2 separate regions of the Mus musculus genome follow, and region 1 is linked to region 2. Evidence: chromatin loops called from intact Hi-C (ENCODE). Cell type or tissue: gastrocnemius. All regions are shown on one strand. Each heading gives the region's core, and the rest is flanking DNA. Links, peaks and the distances in the headings are about the cores only.

Region 1 (7,989 bases), core at 3,261-5,760, 150 kb before region 2:
TAGAAGCCGGGACTAGTTTGTTCCTGTAAATGACCCAGAGAATAATTTTTCTGAAGCACAAGTATAAAGACTGAACAAATAGATTTTCCTTCCTCTGTAGCTATCAGCAGCCACAGGGTGTGTTTTTATTTAATTCTGATAAAATAAATCCCTACCTCTGATGACAACAGAGATAGGGCACAATCAACACTCTGTGTCCATCGAGGTCATATCCAACATCATCGTACTTCCTGTATCTACAGAATAAGCACACAGTCATGGAAATTCTGTTTATATAGTGTCTCGATCCTCTTTAAATCCCCTCCATAGGAGTGTGACTACTACCGGCTTGGGGAATTTGAGCTCCTCTGCGAGGTACACTGTAAGAACTTAAACCCTGATTAGACAGAAATGAAAGTAAACACAGGGTGAAGCCATGGGGCCTGTTGAAACTGTAAAAAGCCCTTGAACTTTGATCGTGCCTAGTGCACCCCATCTGAGAGCTGTTTATTAGAATAGCCTGTCACTTACAGGTGCCACGGGCCCCCTACCTTCCAGCAAGCTTGACAATGAACTCTGGGTTCATTTGGTATTGGAACAGTGAGATTTTGTGCAGGGCTCAAAGGCTGTATTTTAGTGGGTTCAAATCCAATAAAATAAATCCTTGGAACGTTTTTTCACCGAGAACCCTGGTCATGGCAAAGATCACATGTGCTGACACCACACCCCACACACCGAGCCTTGATACAGAGCAGGCAAACCGACTGCTAAGAATCAAGACTGTTCCTACCACTGAGAAAATATTCCTCTGTTTTCTTAATTCCCAGATTTGTGGTTTTATGGGAGCCGAAGCACTTAGCTCCAGTCCCCAGTCTGTTTTCCTTTTCTACTCCGCACAAAAGAAGGTCAAAGAACATTTGCTTTCTTGTTGTTTTTTGCTTAGATATTGTGTGTATGAGTATGAACAATGGTCCTGTGGGTTCATACACATATGTGTGCCCACGCACATGTGTGTGTACATAAGTGTTCAGAAGTCAGAGGACATCAAAAACTATCCACCTTGGATTTTTGTTTGTTTTGTTTTAAGATGTATAGCTGAGTGCGGTGGTGAACTCCTTTTAGACCCAGCAGTTAAGAAGCAGGTGGATCTGTACATGAGTTCAAGGCCAGCCTGGTCTGCAAAGTGAGTTCTAGGACAGCCACAGCTACATACACAGAGGAACCCTGTCTCAAATCACTTTTAAATTTTTTTCTTTTTATTATTTTCTTAATTACCAGTCTGTGCTTATGAGTGGTTGTGTCCACACATATGTAGGCACTCATGACAGCCAGACCTCCGGGAGGTGGAGTAACATGTGGTTTCCTCACATTTGTGCTGGGAACCAAACTCGGGTCCCCTACAAGAGCAGCTAAAGGCTTTTAATGACTGAGTCACACACCTTGTTATGGTTTGGGGAAAAGGACTGATTGTTTATTGGTTGGTTGGTTAGTTGGTTGGTTCTTTTTGTTTTTAGACAAAGTCTTTCCGTGTAGTCCCGACTGTCCTGGAAATCACTGCATAGCCCAGGCTGGCCTCCATCTCTCGGAGATCCACCTGCCTCTGCCTCCCAAGTGCTGGGATTAAAGGCGTGTGCCACCACTGCCCAGCCCAAAGCTCCTAAGCAGGCTGGATAGCTGGTACAGCAAGCCCTTGGGATCCTCCTTGCCTCTGGTACCTCAGCTCTGGGATTATAGACGTAGGTCACCATGCCTGGCATTGTACATGCATTCTCAGGAATCAAACTCAGGGCTTTATATCTGTGCATCAAGCAGTTTGCCAACTGAGCCGTCTCCCCAGCCCCTGCTGAATTTCCTTGTTTCCAGCTTTTCCCTAGTGACTCAAAAATAAAAGAGTAGCCATTGGCTTCCTGGTCAGTCTGTGAGCGGTGACTCACTTAGATGAAGTATTTTGGGAGACATTATCTATGGGAATCGGGAGAAATCTGTTCCAGTCACTTGTATGTTAAGCTTTAAAAATGGGGTGTGGTCAGAGTTCTCGGGGAACCTTGAAGAACCATTTGAGTTATTATTCCCAGGCCCGTGCTTATAAAGGTCAAAGCTTGCAATAACCAATCCTGCTCACTATGTGTGGTCAATATATGTGATCTGAAAACACACTGGGAGAAGCGCTGTGATTCTACCCACCGGCTCCACCCCAGTGCACACACTCTAATCTATCTCCCCTCTTGACACACGTGTCTCCAAAAGTCTCCAAATGTAAGATCTGTTCTCTACTCAGAACAAAACCAGTAAACAAAACCCCAATGGACTCAGCAACCAACTTGCAACCTCCTAGGCTATGCCAGTATTTTGTCCAGAAGGAAGGAAGTCCTTGTAGCCCAAGAGAAAGAGATGGGAGATTCTCTGGCAAGTCAGCAGGCAGAAGGTTGATATCGGCTGCTGGCTTTTGTAATTTCCAACTGTAGAAACCGGCAGGCAGTCGGGGCAGATCTCCCGGGTCCTATTAGGTATAAGAGTGTTATTTCCACTCCAAAACCAGGCTGCCTCTGGGTGAGTGGGTGGACACGGGAATGTTGGCCCCTCCCTGACAACAGAAAGGATTCCGCTGGGATCCTGTTCCCAGACTGTAAACACTGAAGCGCCTCTCCAAACACATAATAAAAATCAAGACCCTGCCCCCATTCTTTTTTTTCCTGTGCTATGCATGATTCAAATTTAAATCCTGATAAATATCAGCGTGGAGCCTCCAACTTCATAAACACTGGAATTTTCCAGAATGCACACAAAAGCTTCTGGTGAGAAGATAGCATCCTGGGAGACGTTTTTACAACTTCTACAGTGTATGTGTTCCCTGTCGCAATTTTTTTTTTTGTGTGTTGTTGTTTTGTTTTGAGACAGGGTCTCCTGTAGCCCTGGCTGGCCTTGGACTTACTAGAAAGCTGGGGGTGGACTTGAACTTCTGATCCTCCTGCTTCTGCCTCCCAAACGCTGGCAGGACAGTGGAGCCCACTACTCCTACAAGGTTCTGTTGACTGAGCTCAGGGCCTCCGCCTGCTAGGTGAGCATTCTAACAGCTGACTCCCAGCCCCTGCAACAAGGTTCAGAAGTAAAACAACTAAAACTAAAAACCTCCTAAGGGGCAATGACAATAACTAATGTCACCTCCCTGCCCCCCCCCCAAAAAAAGCCTGTCTCTACAAGTAGAAAGAACAAACTTGGTATCTCTAAGTGCAAACAGCAAGGAGAAGCTTAATAAATTACAAATCTAATCAGAATCAAAGCACATTTACTCCTAGAGGCAAAAGCAGAAATTTTCCCTCAACTGCCTTACATCAAAAAGGCCAATTTTCTCCTGCTCACTTAGGAAGGAACCCGTCCTGGAAGTCTCTCTTCAGACAGGAGTCATTAAGCCGCTGCCTCTGACACCGGATTAGGTCATTTGTTTCTGGACTGCTTTTCCGCCCTTCGCTTACAACTGGGCTCCACAATTTGTTCCAACGTTTTCTGGCTTTTCCGATGTGTTCAGACAAAGACCAGGAGCTTAAATCTCCCCGATTTAACTGGTTGGAGTGTTAGCAAGAGGGAACGGAGTCACAGAATTGAGACTATATTCGGTGCGTTTCATTGGGACATAATTTCTGTCTCCACGAGGGAACAGTTGTGTTGGTTCTAGGAACCACTGAACTGTAAATAAGCCCTACCTTACCCCTCTGTTTTTTCAACACCGGGAACGCAAGAGATTGGCAATAAACCAGGTGAGCAAAACTTACCTCTCAGAACGATCTAAAAAAATGAAAAAGGATCCCTTTTACCATAACATTGCTCTCTCTGTGTTAGCCAACAAATGAAAAGGAAGCGGGGAGGACGAGGAGGAGGGGGAGGGGGAGAGAAGTAAGGCTTTGATTCTAAAAGAAATCACTCAAGTGTGCCTCTTAGTCAAATAATTGAAGAACGAGCTTAAATAACACCCCAACTCCCTGGCATTTTGGAGTCTCACATACATCATTAATTGGTCTGGCATCATTAATCGTCTTTAAGATTGGCGACAACCAGGACGGAAGAGATCAAATAACCGAAGACAGATCACGCACCTAGCGCAAGGTGTGGCCAAACCGGTCTTGGCGTTCCTTTCTGTTTACAATACGCCTCGGGAAGTGGGCTTCTCAGTTCCTCCGGATCTGGGACTGTATCCATAGACAACTCACAGGCTTACAAATAAATATGTCTGGGTTGGTTTTTTTCTCTCTCAAGATTTATTTATTTTTATTTTATGTGTATGAGTGTCTGCCTAAATGGCTGTACATCATGTGGTGCAGTGCCTTGGGAGGCCAGAAGAGGGCGTCAGATCCTCTGGAACTAAAATTACATGGGTAGTCAGGAGGGGCAGTGTGGGTAGGGTATTGGGATCAGAAGTTGAGTCCTCTCCAGGAGCAGCCAGTGCTCTTAACCACTGAGCCATCTTTCTAGCCCCATTTTTTAAAATATTTATTTATTTATTTATTTATTTATTTATTTATTTATTTATTTAATGTATGTAAGTACACTGCCGATCTCTTCAGACACACCAGAAGAGGGCATCAGATCTCATTACAGATGGTTGTGAGCCACCATGTGGTTGCTGGAAATTGAACTCAGGACCTCTGGAAGAGCAGTCAGTGCTCTTAACCGCTGAGCCATCTCTCCAGATGTTACCCATTTTTATGAATTCCCTTCTAGAATTATTTTGAAGGAACTGTAAACGGCCTCAATGACTTTCAGTCACGGCTGAGGTTAGCAGTAAGGCTGTGTACACCCCTCGGGACATTAACAGTGTAGGAGCCATTGGCTTACCAGTCTCCATTCCCATGGGAAACTACTTCCTAAATTTGAGAGCTAGATATGAACTCCGGACCTTCGGAAGAGCAGTCGGGTGCTCTTACCCACTGAACCATCTCACCAGCCCTGATGGGACTTTTAAAGAGGTGGTCATGGTTAAGAGGTCTTCAAGTTGCTGGGGGCGTGTCCAAGGCTGGCAACAGAGCCAGCCAACCACAGACTGGAATCTCTGAAACTAAATGAGCCCAAGCAAACCTTTCTGCTTTATAAAGCCATTGTCTCCAGTATTTGTAATAGTAACAGAAAGCTGACCAGTGAGTTTTTTCCTGTGTGATGCTGACAGATCTCGCACACACTAGGTTAGTAACCTAGCACTGAGCTACAACTCAAGTGTAGAGCGCTTCTACATTCTTACTCCATCTGTGGCGCTGGAGGGGTCACTTCCTCCCGCAAGGGGCATTTGGAAACATCCAGAGACCTTTTAATCTGTTATGAGGAGAGAGGGGGGTTGTTCTACCTTCTCTCCTTCACGGGGCCACACTCAACCTCACCAAAGTGTTCTGCCTCCCAGAACAGCCATGCCTAGGGTGATCCTGTGAATGCCTTAGGAGAAAGTTAGGTGATCCTGTGGGGCTGGCCCTCCTTTGACCTTTGAACCAAGATGACTCCTGCATGTCCCCCAGCTTGGCCAGCAAGAGTCTCTTCCCCAGGACTCTACTAGAGATGCTTAGGAAAGATGTCAGTTTCTCTGAGATCAATGGTTGCCCAGACTGGCAAAGGTAAGGGAGAAGCAAGAGAAATTAAAAGGCCCAGGGTCAGGGAAACACAGGACTCTTTGTTGGTGTTTTTATTTCATTTTTGATTGACATGTAAGTACAGTTACTTATGAGCCATGATGTGATGTTCCCACAAGGGTGAATCAGGCCCCAAGTCCTAGGCTTTTGAGACAAGTGTGCCTGTAAATCCCATCTCTGGAGGAAGATTTGTCTTATGGGTTTTATATAAGCTGATCTGAACTGGCCTTCTGCAGTTTTTCAAGCAAGGGTCTTGACTAGTGCAGAAACTAATCAGTGAATATTGCTCTTATGAGAATGCTAAGGCCGGTGAGACGGCTTGGCAAGCAAAAGCACTCACTGCTGAGCTGGGGAACTAAGTTCAGTTCCCAGCAGCAGAAGAAGACAACCCACCAAGTTGCTCTCAGAGTTCCACACTCATACCATAGCAAGCATACACACACACACATACACACACACACATACCCCACAGCATGCACACACACACCACATCGTGCACACACACATCCTACATACCACACACACACACACACACACACACACATGTACGTACACACACACACACACATACACACACATGAATAAATGAATGTAATGAGTTGTAGTGTAGCTCATTGATAAAAATGAAAAACACTAAGGCTAGACATGACGTAGCTAGTTCAGCAGTCAAGAGCACCAGCTGCTCTTCTGGTAGACAAGAGGTTCCATTCCCAGTGCCCACATAGCAACTCACAACCATCTGCAATTCCTGTCCCAGGGGCTCCCACATCCTCTTCTGGTCTCTGGGACATAAAGAACATATCTGGCACATAGACATACATGAAGACAAAACAGACATGCCTATCAAAAAACAAACTAAAGTTAAATAAATATATTTTTAAGCAGCAGAAGGGAGGAAGGAAGGAAGGAAGGAAGGAAGGAAGGAAGGAAGGAAGGAAGGAAGGAAGGGAGGGAGGGAGGGAGGGAGGGAGAGAGAAGAAAGAAAGAAAGAAAGAAAGAAAGAAAGAAAGAAAGAAAGAAAGAGAAATAGGAAGAGAGAAAGAAAGGAAGGAAGAAGAAAGAAAGAGAGAAAGAAAGAAAGAGAGAGAGAGAGAGAGAAGGAAAGGAAGAAAGAAAGATAGAAAGGAAGAGAGGAAGGAAGGAAGGAAGGAAGGAAGGAAGGAAGGAAGGAAGGAAGGAAGGATTATATAGGTGCCTCAGTGTTTTCCAAAGGAATAGAGGCTGTAGCCATCAGCTACTGGTCGCTACTATGACCTACATAAAAAGCCAGGCCACTGCTCTTTTGTAATCCCAGCACTCAGGATCCTTGGAGCTCACTGGCAGCCAGCCTGGCTGCGTTGATAACCAACAGTATCATGAATCCCATTTTACTGATGGGCTCAGCGGCCCAGCTGCTGGTCACACATGTTTCTCCTATGTGTTCTTCAGGGGAGGTCTGGTGTGCGTGGGGGGAGGGGGAGTGCCTCTGTGCAGATGGAGGTCAGAGAAAGATGTCAAGTGTTTTTTCCTTGATCTGTCCTCAGGGGCCGGAGTCCCTTCTGCAGGGCCTCTCCTGAACCTGGAGCATGTTTGTCCACTAGGCTTGTGACTGCAAGACCCAGTGATCCTGTCTCTGTCCTCCTCCTCCAGTGCCAGGGTTTAGGTCCACACCTGGCTTTTTCACATGGGTGCAGAGGTTCACATCTCAGGTCCATTTGCATACGAGAAGTCTAAGCAGGCTCCACAGCCCTGTGTCATGAATACTTTTTAAATTTTTTATGTATTTATTCACTTAAGACAAGTCCTTCCTATGTATCTCACGTTAACCTGAAACTCTCAATAGAGACCAGACTGGCCTTGAACTCACAGAAGATCTCCTCCCTCTGCCTCCTGAGCACTGGAGCTCCTGTCTCCAGCTATTTCCAGGTGTACTCGTGCCAACATGTGCACTGTGGCCTGTGGGTTCCCACAGCATCTACACGTCCACTAAAATTGAAAGAAACCCAGAAGGGGCTTGCTGGGCTAATAGAACCAGCTTTGAATCCCCCACCTCCACCCTACCCCAGGTCTGCTATGTGACCTTAGATCATTATTGAGTCTCTGAGTCTATTTCTCAAGCTGTAAAATGTGTGTGAAGAACAGACCTTAAGGTCTCCCTAGGAGGACTGTTGGCATCAGGTGCAAAGACCCTAGCATGGAGACTTAACTCACAAATATTATCTATTGCTTTTAGTCTCCAGAAAAAAAAAATTTCCAAGAAAGTCCGGTAAGAGGCACTTTAAAACTGTAAGTGTTTATAGCCACGAATAGCGGTGGGGGGGGGGGGGGGGGGAGAGGGCACCTGGAAGCAGGGCCAGTGCCTGACAGCTCCAACCAGAATGACTATACTGGTGGCCAGAGTGTGGGGGAGATTTCCATACTG
Region 2 (7,989 bases), core at 2,992-5,491:
CTCATAGGCCAAGCCCTGTTCCTGAGCCTTCCTCACTGAGACTTGTTTTTTTCCTTTCAGATTTTGGAAATCCCTTGTCTTCACATTGCCGGGATCAACGTCTTGCTCAACTGAGCCACTCACCAGTGGAGATGGACAGAGCTGTTGCCCTCGTGCTGACGCACATCTGACTCACAGCCTGGGGCAGCTTGGATGCCTTGTTTGTGCAAAGAGCCATCTCCATCACTGAGCTCTCCCAAGCTCCGGAATATACTCGTCCCTCTGACCTTAGAGGTGCTCTGATTTTGACACCCAGGGCTCTTAGAGGTTCTGAGTGGTGATATCTCACAGGCGGCCTTATTCTAACTGCAGAGATCCTCAGCAGATAGTGGATTACCCATCCTGTCAGACCCTGAAGTGGTTGGCAGCATGCCGACCCAGTCCCTCCTCGTGTACATGGACGGGCCGGAAGTCCTCAGCAGCTCTCTAGGCTCCCAGATGGAGGTGGATGATGCTGTGCCCATAAAAGGGCCGGTGGCAGTCCCCTTCCGAGCTGCTCAGGAGAAGAGCATGGCCGTGGCAGAGGGCCACATGCCCCTGGATTGCATGTTCTGCAGCCAGGTCTTCTCTCAGGCGGAGGATCTCAGTCAGCACGTGCTGCTGCAGCACCGGCCCACCCTCTGCGAGCCAGCTGTCCTGCGTGTGGAGGCCGAGTACCTAAGTCCCCTTGATAAAGCTCTGGAGCCAACAGAGCCAGCATTGGAGAAGAGTGGCGAAGACCCCGAGGAGTTGAGCTGTGATGTGTGTGGGCAGACATTCCCAGTGGCTTTTGATGTTGAGAGCCACATGAAGAAGCATAAGGACTCCTTCACGTATGGGTGCAGCATGTGCGGGAGGAGATTCAAGGAGCCGTGGTTCCTGAAGAACCACATGCGGACACACAATGGCAAGTCTGGCACCAGGAGCAAGCTTCAGCAAGGCATGGAGAGTCCAGTCACCATCAATGAAGTGGTCCAGCCGCACGCCCCTGGGAGCATCTCCACGCCCTACAAGATCTGCATGGTCTGCGGCTTCCTCTTCCCAAATAAGCAGAGCCTCATTGAGCACAGCAAGGTTCACGCCAAAGAAACTGTCCCCAGTGCCAGCAACGTTGCCCCTGATGACCACCGAGAGGAACCCACGTCCCCGAGGGAAGAGTTGCTGCAGTTTTTGAACTTGAGACCCAGATCAACTGCAGGTAGTACAGTGAAGCCCATGACCTGCATACCTCAGCTTGACCCGTTCACCACCTACCAGGCATGGCAGTTGGCTACCAAAGGAAAAGTGGCCGTTGCCCAGGAAGAGGTGAAAGAGTCAGGCCAAGAAGGAAGCACAGACAATGACGACTCATGCTCAGAGAAAGAGGAACTAGGGGAAATATGGGTTGGGGGTAAGGCGGAAGGGTCTGGAAAGTCCAAAACAAGTAAAAGCAGTTGTCCAGGTCTCTCCCAAGACAAAGAGAAGCCTAGACATGCTAATAGTGAAGTGCCTTCTGGGGATAGTGACCCCAAGTTGTCCAGTAGCAAGGAGAAGCCCACGCACTGTTCTGAGTGCAGCAAAGCCTTCAGGACATACCACCAGCTCGTCCTGCACTCGAGGGTGCACAGGAAGGACAGGAGGACTGATGCCCTGTCACCCACCATGGCTGTGGATGCAAGGCAGCCTGGGACCTGCTCCCCAGACCTCAGCACCACTCTGGAAGACAGTGGGGCCGGGGACCGAGAAGGGGGCTCTGAAGACGGGTCTGAGGATGGACTCCCTGACGGGCTCCATTTGGGTGAGTACTCTGCTGCCTCCCGGGCAGCGAGCGTTTGCTGCAGGGGGCTCTGGGAGTCAGGCTATCATCTCCGTGCTTTGTGGTAGCACTGTGTAGTCTCATAGAAGCATCACAGGCCTTTTTAAATGTCTTTAATAAGGAGGTGAGTGTAAAAGGCTGGTCCAAAATCCCATTATGAAAGGGCTCTGTATCTTTTGCTCCCAGAGGACTTAGTTTTTATGGTAGTGCACCATGGGGATGCTGCTGGCTGCTTCAGGCAGTGCCCTGAGGAGGCCATGACCTGGTGCAGAGTGCTAGGAATTATGGGACCGAGACCTAGGACTTTACCAGCTGTCTGGCATTCACTTCCGTTGTTATACAGGACTGCCTATCACAGCCTTGTTAATGCTTTCACCTACATGGGTTTCTGGTGCTCCCAAAAGGGTCAGGGAGGCTTCCTCAGCGTCCACTACTCACGCAGTGGGACTACTTGCCCAGTGTACTCTGATCGCTTTGGTGTTTGTGAGGCCAGTGTTGATGAGGGAGCTTCTGACGTGGTCTTTTGCTGCAATCCAGAGGTGGGGGCCCACTTCTGAACCCGCTCCATGAATTTGGTGTTAATAGAAAAAAGCTTTTGTCCAGTCTCCTGACTGATGTGAGCCTAGAGCCTTTGGAGTAAATATACCTGTTTCCCATCTTGCTGCCCACCCCACTTGAACCATTGTTTGTTAGTTAAAGTAACTAACACTCCTGATGTGTGGGCATGGCCCATGGGTTCCTTCTAACACTTCCAGATGTGTGTGGCCACTGGGTAGGTAGTATGTTGCAAGTCCTCTCTGAGACCAGAGTGAGTCTGAATAGTAAAATCTGTCAGCCACTGTGCATGTGAACCAGCACCCAGTTCTTTTTCTGGTCACTACTGCATTTTAGGAACGTTGCTTTCATGACACTCGGAGCTTAGCATATCTCACTCCTTAGTCCCCAGAAAGGTAAAGATACATGGTGTCCATGATGTCATGAGAATGTCAAAGATGGCCTCAGCACCTGTGCAGTTCTGCAGCATCAGCACTGTGGATCCCTAAAGTCGTTTACTAGTCATTGTACCTGGTGGACAACTTGGTGGGGTCCTGGGGTAGGCGTTTTGGCCTGGCTTGCCATAGGTGGGAGTGCTGGAGTCTGGCTGCGGTTCCTGGTGACCCATTATACATTGCCCGACCTTTCCTTGAGATTTCCCTGTTTGCAAAATCGAATCATCCACTTTGTGGCATCCTCCTAGGCTGAGCTCAGCCTTAGTTACAACCCTGCACAGAACAGCATAGTCCAAGTCCCAGGCCATAAGGCAGGTGCCAGATGTTGGGAAGGCCACGGCCTGTGTGTTACAGAGGTATCCCTAGCCATTTGAATGTGATGTAGCGAAGCTCACACTGTGACAGCTCAAGGCAGGGTGAGCTGTGGGCAGAGTTGTGAGTGCAGTGGACCTCCCCCACTGTGCTGCCCTCCAGTCTGCTTTACTCTTACTTTTAAGAAGTTGAAAGAGAGGCTGTGATGACTTTTCAAAGCCTCTTAGACCATCTTAGGGAGTGGTGTGGTGTGTTTATGGATCCCCTTCCCTAACAGGATCTGCTGTAATGGAGGTGGTCCAGTCCATCCACTATGCCTGTTTTTGCCCAGCTGTGTGGGTCACCTGCCTTTGGGAGTTAGTAACAGTGCAGCATTTGACAGAGAAGGGAAGAGGCCTGTAACTGAAAATAAAGTTTTGTAAGGCAAAATTTAGTTTAGTTTTGGACCCCAGGTGGGGACGTTTGTGTAGTTGTGATTGACTGCCCTGCTCCACCATGGCCCTGATCTAGACTTCAAGAGATATACCTCCCAGATAGGACTGACAGAGACTAGTGGAGCCATCTTATCTTCACGGATGCACATTATTTACAAGTTGGTGGGCTGGTGAGAGTGGAAAGTCCCAGCCAGTTTAGTTAGTCTGTCCTCAGTGGGTCCTTCTCATGGGGCACTTCAGCCTTGCCTTTGAAGTCTGGTAAGCCAGGCCTCTTTTGAATAGGAGATTGCTTGGAAACCACAGATTTCCATCTCCCCAAACTTGGCTAAATTTTGATCAGCTTTCCTAGGTGCTTGCCCAAAGCCAAGTCTGGGCTGTTTCTGAGGTTATTTTGTGCTTGCCGCCCTCTAGTGGTAGTTTCTATATTCCCAGCCTGTTTTCTGCTGGCTGTTGGGAGGTTTTATATCACCTCCAAATACTGGTTCTGAGTTCTGGCAGTTTTTCTGTCCAGTGGGCACACATCTACCTTAAGCATGAACCAGTTGTAACGGCTGCCAAGTGTCAAGAACAGAAAGTGCCTGTCAGGTTTCATCTCTTAAATGGTCATTCTTAGGATGGAAGTACAAACCTCTTTAGGGCACCACAACCCTAAGACACAGGGTAGTGCAGAGCCTGGTGGCACACAACTTTAGTCCCAACACTATGGAGGCAGGGTAGGGGGTGTTTGTGTGTGTGTGTGTGTGTGTGTGTGTGTGTGTGTGTGTGAGTTCTAAGCCAGCCAGGGCTATCTATATACCTTGTTCCCAAAACAAAAGCACACAGTCTAAGACATGAAAGGCTGCCCGGTGGCATTTTGTATGTTATTTTAGGCTTTGAAACTTCTAAGCAGAGCTAAAATAATTCTTTAATGGTTTCCCCCAAATGTTTTGTGTTGAGAACCTGGAGTCTGAATTCTTGAGTCCCGCACTTGGCCTGACTGACACCATTATTTTTGTTTCTGCTTTAAGATAAAAATGATGATGGAGGAAAAGCGAAGCCCCTCCCGTCCTCGAGAGAGTGTAGTTACTGTGGCAAGTTTTTCCGTTCAAACTATTACCTCAATATTCATCTCAGAACGCATACAGGTAAAGGACTGGGGTTTTAAAACATGTGTTGACTACAACAATTGTGTGCTGCTGTGTAGTTCAGATGGCTTTAGTGTGTGGTGTTTGCAGCTGTTGTATGTCTACAACATCACTGCAGCTTGAATACTACTGGCTCCTGTTTTGAGGCTGGTTTATGGTTACCATATCTTAAGGCAAACTCGTAATGTTTTGAAATGCCACATTTGAAAACCCTTTTATGACTTTGGAGTGAAGCAAGGGTGTATTTGGTAGTTTGGATGTAGGTGCAGTGATGGTGCGGGTGAGAAGGTCGAGGCTTCCATGACCTGGGTACAATGGTTAGTCCACTGTGCTGAAAAAGTGCGCAGATGCTGCCGTTGGGCAGCCATGAAGGTTGGGTCAGTTAAAGCGTGCTCTTACTGGGAACCAGGTTTACATTTTCAATTGCATTGCACTGGGGGCATTGGTGCCCTAGCTGTGAGGATTGGCAGAGGGAACAGCCCATGTTTGGTGTCATAGCTTGCTTAGCTTGCAGAGTTCTATTGGCACCTTTCCTAAACATCATGATACAGTGGCATATCTCGTTTTAGGTGAAAAACCATACAAATGTGAATTCTGTGAGTATGCCGCAGCCCAGAAGACATCTCTGAGGTACCACTTGGAGAGACATCACAAAGACAAGCAGCCGGTGGATGCTGCCGCTGAGTCCAAAAGTGAAGGCCGGAGCCAGGAGCCGCAGGATGCGCTACTAACGGCTGCTGACAGTGCGCAGACCAAAAATTTAAAGAGATTTCTTGATGGTGCCAAAGATGTTAAGGGAAGCCCACCTGCCAAGCAGCTTAAGGAGATGCCTTCTGTCTTCCAGAGTGTTCTCTCACCAGCACACAGCAACGATACTCAGGATTTCCATAAACATGCAGCTGATAGTGCTGAGAAAGCGAGGAAGAGCCCTGCCCCTACTTATCTGGACATGCAGAGAAAGAAAGCAGGGGAGCCTCAGGCCAGCAGCCCTGTCTGCAGACTAGAGGGGGTTGGGTCCTTAGCACGGGAAGCTGGCCATAGGGAGAAGATGGATCAGGATGCTGACTACAGACATAAGCCCGGTGCTGACTGCCAGGACAGGCCTTTGAATCTATCCCTTGGGCCGCTCCACGCCTGTCCTGCAATCTCTTTGAGCAAGTGTCTGATCCCCAGCATTGCCTGCCCCTTTTGTACTTTCAAGACCTTTTATCCGGAAGTCCTTATGATGCACCAGAGACTTGAGCACAGGTACAACCCTGACCCGCACAAGAACGGCAGCAGCAAGTCTGTGCTGAGGAACAGGCGTACCGGGTGCCCTCCGGCTTTGCTGGGAAAAGATGTCCCTCCCTTGTCTGGCCTGCACAAGCCCAAGGCCAAGACTGCCTTCTCACCACACTCGAAGTCCCTGCACTCAGAGAAGGCTCGGCAGGGGGCCTCGGGGCCAAGCAAAGCACCCCAGACTTCAGGACCAGACAACAGCACTTTAGCCCCAAGTAACCTGAAGTCACACAGGTCACAACCCAATGCTGGGGGCACCAGTGCCACCAGGCAGCAGCAGTCAGAGTTGTTTCCCAAAGGTGGCGTCCCTGCTGCTATGGATAAGGTGAAGAGACCTGAGCCAAAACTGAAGTCCCTACCAGCCTCCCCGTCTCAGTCCCCCCTCAGCAGTAATAATAGCAACGGTTCTGTTGAGTATCCCGTGAAGGTTGACGGCCCATGGGCACAGCAAGGGAGAGACTACTACTGCCATCGGAATTCTGGCAGTGCCGCAGCAGAGTACAGTGAGCCACATCCCAAAAGACTCAAGTCCAGTGCGGTGTCCCTGGACACAGAGCATGCAGGGACCAATGGCAGAAGGGGCTTTGAGCTCCCCAAGTACCATGTGGTCAGGAGCATCACCTCCTTGCTACCACCAGAGTGTGTGCGCCCACCGCCTGTGCTGCCCCACAAAGCCCGTTTCCTGAGCCCTGGGGAGGTGGAGTCACCCAGTGTGTTGGCTGTGCAGAAGCCCTACAGTGCCTCTGGACCCCTGTATACCTGTGGACCCGTGGGACACGCAGGAGGCAGCCCAGCCCTTGAAGGTATTACTGTAGGCACTACTATAGGTTGGGGTTGAGTTCTCAGGTGCAGGCAACCAATCTACCATAGCTAGTACAAAGCAATGGATTATGGGCCATCAGAGCTTAACTTTACAGGATTAAGTCTAAGGAAATGTAGAATAAAACAAAAATAAAAATAAGATAAAAGTAGTTCCTTTCCTTGCTGTTGAAGTCCAGGTGCTGGCCGGTCATGGTGGAGCACACCTTTCATCCCAGCACTGGGAAGCTGAGACAGTTGGACTGGTGGGAGGGAGTTCAAGCCTAACCTGGGCTACCTAGATCTTTCTAGGACAAAAGAAAGCCTGAGAGCCACTGAAACTTTGCTTAGGGTTGTCACCCCCCCAACCCCCTTTCCACACTCACACGCCCGTTTCCACACATCGGTGGGCCCTTGGCCTGGTAGAAGCAGAGAGAGTAGGAGCTCCTTCCTGACTGAAGAGACTGCATCAGCCGAGTGAGCGGTACTGGTGCACTGGGTGTTGCTGTTGGTGTGTTCCTGACAGGTTGTCTTGTATGCAGTGGTCACCTTGTTGCTGACGTGGAGTTCTCATCGGGAAACATTTCTTTTCCCGTGTTTCATGGTTTCTGGTGCTTTCCTGTGCTCGGAGGAGGTAGACCAGGGTGTTCTCTTGCAGATTTGTATTGAGGGTTTGAGTGCTCTAAAGATCACTAACTGCACCACTTGTAAAGCCCAGAGAGCTATCAGTTTAGTGCATTCTGGGTACATCCTGCTAGGAACAAAAGCAAGTGTTTTCATCCACTGCAGTGAAATGGCTCAGAGTTGTCATGAAGTAGAAACCTGTGCTGGGTGGGTACTGGAGCCAAAGCACTCTGCCAACTCAGCTACCTCCTCAGCCCAGACTTAGTGTTTGCTGCCGGTGGGCTTAGGTGTCCGGTATCCCACGGTTTAAGTGGATGGGTTGTTTTCAGTGTCTTTCACCCCCTTTCCTCTTCTACAGAGTTGCTTTGTGCGTGTGTAGGCTTCCCTGCTGTGATTGATGTCTGAGTGAGCACATAGCACAGCTCCCTTCTCCAGACCCAGGGCTCGGCTCTTACTGACTAGTGCCATTGTTGCTGTTCACTTTAAGTATGTGAGTGCCAAGTTTATTTATTGTTTTCAAGATAGGAATTCACTATGTAAACCAGGATAGCCTCAAATTTCTAGATATTCCCCTTGCTCTGCCTCTTAGGTGCTGGGTTTAAGGGCAAATATCACCA

The links. A loop is a pair of places that touch in the nucleus more often than their neighbours do. Peaks named below come from ENCODE experiments on the same cell type or tissue, not always from the same donor. Only the 100,000 strongest peaks of a DNase experiment are listed, where the experiment ranks them.
Region 1: it touches region 2 in a loop (2.8-fold over the local background); 7 of 42 quality-filtered maps call a loop at or near these places.

Annotation. Positions count from the first base shown.
Region 1 is chr2:170,262,842-170,270,830 of GRCm38, reverse strand. No RefSeq gene overlaps it. Among named protein-coding and RNA genes, the nearest start is that of Gm34542, 52 kb to the left of the region's middle. In gastrocnemius, for the core only: a CTCF peak has its summit at 4,287 (motif pointing right); a DNase peak (open chromatin) is centred at 4,309; H3K4me3 peaks cover 1,105 bases; H3K27ac peaks cover 990 bases.
Region 2 is chr2:170,112,825-170,120,813 of GRCm38, reverse strand. It overlaps Zfp217 (zinc finger protein 217), which reads left to right. Exons shown (of 6, transcript NM_001033299.3): 2 at 61-1,795; 3 at 4,556-4,672; 4 at 5,242-6,753. The coding sequence starts at 409. Among named protein-coding and RNA genes, the nearest start is that of Zfp217, 14 kb to the left of the region's middle. In gastrocnemius, for the core only: a CTCF peak has its summit at 3,972 (motif pointing left); a DNase peak (open chromatin) is centred at 3,959; H3K27ac peaks cover 867 bases.